Linked DNA regions of Mus musculus: region 1 is linked to region 2. Evidence: chromatin loops called from intact Hi-C (ENCODE). Cell type or tissue: left cerebral cortex. All regions are shown on one strand.

What was found. A loop is a pair of places that touch in the nucleus more often than their neighbours do. Peaks named below come from ENCODE experiments on the same cell type or tissue, not always from the same donor. Only the 100,000 strongest peaks of a DNase experiment are listed, where the experiment ranks them.
Region 1: a loop joins it to region 2, with 2.6 times the contacts of the local background. A loop is called at or near these places in 2 of 42 quality-filtered maps.

Annotation. Positions count from the first base shown.
Region 1 is chr13:110,670,096-110,672,595 of GRCm38, reverse strand. No RefSeq gene overlaps it. Among named protein-coding and RNA genes, the nearest start is that of Gm33172, 13 kb to the left of the region's middle. In left cerebral cortex, no CTCF peak of the experiment used is centred here; DNase peaks (open chromatin) are centred at 303 and 1,504; H3K27ac peaks cover 264 bases.
Region 2 is chr13:110,391,125-110,393,624 of GRCm38, reverse strand. No RefSeq gene overlaps it. Among named protein-coding and RNA genes, the nearest start is that of Plk2, 2.7 kb to the left of the region's middle. In left cerebral cortex, CTCF peaks have their summits at 1,227 (motif pointing left) and 1,951 (motif pointing left); a DNase peak (open chromatin) is centred at 1,222.

The DNA of each region.
Region 1 (2,500 bases), 280 kb before region 2:
AGTCTTACATTTCTTGCAACTTATCTCCCTATTCCTCTCCCTCCATAGAGTTTTGGGCTATGTCTTTGGTGCTATTGTCATGAATTTGATTTTCCATATGAGTGATTTGCCTGTATACGATGCCTGTAGAGGCTACATCCTCTGAAACTGGAGTCACACATTGTTATCTGTCACATGGGTGCCGGGACTGAAACCAAGGTCCTCTGGAAGAGCACCTGTGAATCTTAACTGCTTAGCCATCTCTCTGCAGCCCTAGGTGACATCTTTTATTTCTTGCATACTCCACTGTAGTAAATTGTGAAAGGATAAAGAAGTCTCCGTGGCCATGGAAACGCACATACATAGTCATAGGGACATGAATACATTCATAATATACTTACTTCTATGTATATCTATAATTGTATCCTGTCCTATATAGAATCCATTAATACACATTATTGGAAATGCAGTTAAAGACATTAAATTTCCTCACTTGACCAATAGCTGGTGCATTGGACAAAGCAGCTCTGATACGTCTGAGGTTCAGGAGACAAGTACATACCGTTAAAGGGCCTTCCTGGGTATCACATGGATTCCTTGAGGTAGATTCTCCTCCTTTATTCTTTGCAGATGACAGCTAGAGGTATAAACTGCCTGCTTTCTCTTTTCTAATTGCCTGCCTTTTTAGTTCCTCATTAGGCTAATCAATAGCCATGAGTGCATCTTGCTAGGGACCTAGATGCATGTATTAACTAAGATACCAAGAGCGGATCACAGAAAGAGTTGTAGGCGAGGTTCAGAAAAAAACGACCTTGCCCACACTAGAAGGTTCATTAGACCCTTACTTGAGATTTCAACACAGCGAGCCTTCATGGCCCCGACCCCGGCTGCCCACTCTCTACTCTCCAGGCACTGGCACACACCTGCCTTCTAAATCATTTGCCACTGCATCTCCAAATGGTTATTTGCTATTTAACATTTTCATTTCAAAGCCTTTTCCCTGCTCCCTACTGTTCTTCTCAGGACTTGTTCTCTTTCATATTTTTGCACTAAAAGGTCACCTTCTACTCCCTTCTCCCAGATTTCCTGCCTTCAATGCACCCAGGTGGCATTGTGTATGTGTTTAAATTATTCCCAGTCTGTGTGCATTTCCATACCATGTTTCCTATGTGATTAACTGATGCAAAGCTGAGCTTTCAATGACAGTGTACAGGTCCTGTTCTTATTGTCCCAAGTGCATTGTTACACGTGAACATGGAGAACTGCAGCTCGACTTAGAGCACCTTTCTGAAACCCACTACTGCCTCTTTATGAAAGTCCCTTTAAGGCCCTTTATGAAAGTCAGTAGTACTTTTCAACGAGAAACTCATCACTCCTGCAGTCACTTTCGAGAAGTCTTGTAAAAATCCAATTGCTCTCCCTTCTTAGTTCATGCTCACAGCTCCTAGAGGTGTATTCTTTGCCATTTTGCGTATGGAGAAACAGAAGCCCAGAATGGTTACTCAGTACTGAAGAAACAGGAAATCAGAAGGAGTTCCACAAATAGAAGCCATGTTGACGTCGTTCAGCTTGAGGGTAAAGCACGATTCCTGGGTATGAAAGAGTTTCACTCCGCCCCTTTTCTGCTAACACTGGAAGGTCTATATTTCCAAGCAACTTTAGATGTGAAAATAGGCATAACTGTGGATTCTATTTCCAGCCACATATCCAGATGGTTCTTACATTATTAGCATGGCACTGGACCTTTCTCCAGGTCAAAATAACAATAAAATAAAATAAAACAAAACAAAACAAAACAAAACACACACAAAACAACTCCTCCAGTTCAGAATCCATCAATGAACTATGGGTAACTAGGCATGGTATTCTAGATTATTGCTAAAACATTTGATAGTAGTATCAAACAGTATCTCAATGAACTGGTTAACCGAGGTCCTAATAACTTAACCAGTAAATAGAAGCTGGTCCTAGAAAATGGGATTGGAAAAATTAACAAAGCCAGTTCACTTATCCTAAGTAATTTATGCGAGTCTGTGAGGCAGTTATTTTCAGAGATCGCTCCTGGGAACACCAAGCTATCTTCCTGAAGCACTTCAGGGTATAGGAAGTCAACATCATTATCTTCAAGGTCTCTTCATTGTTTGAGTAAGCCAAACTTCTATTTTACTAGAAACTTTAAATGGAACTTCCTTTTTTAAAGTTTTCATTGGGCTTTAAACTCTCTATCATGAAAGATCAATAGCAGCTACCCCAGCATGGAAAACACATCCATTTGAGACATCATATGACCACTCAGACGACTGAGAATTTTCCTCAACATAACTCATCCTAACGCTTGAAGAAAATAGGAGGAAAAAGAAGGGCACTGTGTGGCAGGATTTTCCCTGTCCAATTTATTTAAATATTAGTGCAGAAGAAGGACTGTGATTGGACAGGAAAAAGGAGGCAGAGCTAAGAGTCGGGAGTTGGGGGAGAGAGAGAGAGAAGTCAAGATGGAGGTAGATGGACAGAAAGAAGATCC
Region 2 (2,500 bases):
AAGACAGGAAACAAAAGGCAGTCGGGAACAAGGGAGTAAATAGGGAAGAGTTTATGTTTTTCACTGATAAGTTTGTTACTTAGAATCGTTCTTTTTGTCTGGTTCTGGAGACTTAGAACTTGAGACTTCTTTTAATAAATGTGATTTTTTTTCTTTTTCCTTACAAAAAAGTGGTGTGCCACTTTCAGGCTTTCTGTGTCTACCTATCTTTTAATTCAATTCAAACTTATCCCGACTCAGCGGTTACATTGAGGGTGACATAGTCTAGCTACCTGTGGACCTGTTTTGAAGGGACATAGCCTAGTCTACATCTTTCCCATCTTACAGGTGAAGAAACGGGGTCCTAGACGATTTAAATAGCTATTATCAATACATTTTTCATAGAACCACGAAGTTTTGCGAACTCCATGCCCGTCCTATTGTCTCGGTTAACACAGTACGTAAGCGGTCACTTCACATTGGAGTTCTGTGTTCCAAAGATTATACAGGCCTTTAATAAAATATCAGTGCTCAGTCCTTGCCAACAGGGAAAGAGTGACATGCAGAATTCCAAATTAATAAGGGCAAATGGTTTTTCCTCCAGGCCACTATCAAGCATAGGTAAGTCCAGTCTTAGTAGTTAAGAAGACATTCAGCTCAGCTACTTCCAACACTGGGCAAAGGTGCTTCCTTAGCACTGCAGGGTAGACAGCAAGACACTCTCCCTTTCCCTGCTTTATCTCAATGCAAGCCCGGGCATGTTGTTCACAAAGGACAGGAGACTTTAACCCAAGAGTATCCCAGGTTTGAATAAGAGGGAGGCGGGGCTGGATGTGGAGAAGCAGAATTACACACACACACACACACACACACACACACACACACCCTGCTTTATTCATAAACTTGGCCATGACCTTTGCTCCCTGACCAGTGTGAGGCCATTGGACGGACCAGCTGGTTGGAGAACACCACCTTACTTTCCCAGAGAGAGTTCTGCTCTAATTAATTGTGTATGTTACAGTTAAAAGACTGAAAGAACAGTTAAGAGATTTTTTTTTTAATTTCAATTTCATATCGTACACCATTACATATTTTTCTGGGGATACGATTGTATTTTCTAGACTGTTGAACATCCCGTGTGAAATTCAGTTCTACCAAAAAGATACAGGCATTTAATAAAATACCATTGCTGAGTCCCGGCCAACTGGGAAAGAATGGTTTTCTTTATGGTAGTGCCATCACGTGGACAGAATCAAAACTGCAGTCCACATAACAACAAAGCTACTTTGCAATGGTAAGAAATCTCAAAGTAGTTCTCTGTAGATCTACGCTCTGGATGGAGACTTTAGTGCCCGAATCCCAATGGGGCTTTTGATGAGAAGCTAACTTCTATCATCTTCCAAGAGATCGAAAATAGCAAAATAAACTTTTAAGCAAGAAGGAAGAAAGAATAACCTTTCTTTTGCAGCTGTTGGGCCTTACAATGAGCTGCTAAGATAATTAGGCAAATTTACCAAAGGGACAGAAAAATGAAAAGAATGGTAGGTCTCATCTAGAGATGAGTAATGTTTAGTAGCTCAGAAGATCTGCTAGGTAATGAGAAAGATGCTGCTGCCTTCAGGTTTTCTCCCTAAGTCCATCCTACATGTCGCTCCTGGAATTCTGAAGGAGAAATGGACTCAGAGGAAAAATCAAGGTTCACAGGGACGTCTTTAGGTTTAGGACAAATGCTAGTGACTTCCAAGTGCTGGTTTGGTGGTCTGGGAGAGGACATTGAAAACGGCAGTTGGCAATCTGTTGAGTACAAACCATGTTTTTTGGTTTTGTTTTGATTTGATTTTTTAAATATACAAATGGGATTGGAGGGATGGCTCAGCAGTTCAGAGCATTGACTGTTCTTCCAGAGGTCTTGAGTTCAATCCCCAGCAATCATATGGTGGTTTACAACCATCTATAATGGGATGTGGTGCCCTCTTCTGGCACACAGCTGTACATGTAGAGGAAACACATTTATACATTTTTTAAAAAAATCTACAAATGTAGTAAAGACAAAAAAACCAAAACTGTATTAATGGAAGCTGTGGCCAGTAGTTTTTTGAGCGCAAGGGAGAGGAAGACTTAAATAGCATGAAGAGGGCACTATATCAGAAGATTGCCAACTAGGGCTGAGTTAAGAACTTTCAGATTCAGCAGCTCAGGTGTAGACCACACCAGTCAAGAAGGGGTGAATGTCAGCCACAGTGTTCCATTTCCTAAATCCAGTTCCCAAGATCCCACCTCATGGCTTGCCCCATGGCCAGGCTCCTGCCCCCAATTCTGGCAAACCAGAAGGTACTGAGAGAGAATAACCAATCAGATGAGAGACATGCAAATGAGGTATGATAATGAGGCTCAGTGAAGTACTGAGAGAGAATAACCAATCAGATGAGGAACATTGATTATATAATCTGCATATATAATCTGCAGGTGCAGATTATATCAGAAGAACAGAGAACCCTTACTGTACCAAAGGTCAAGCAAG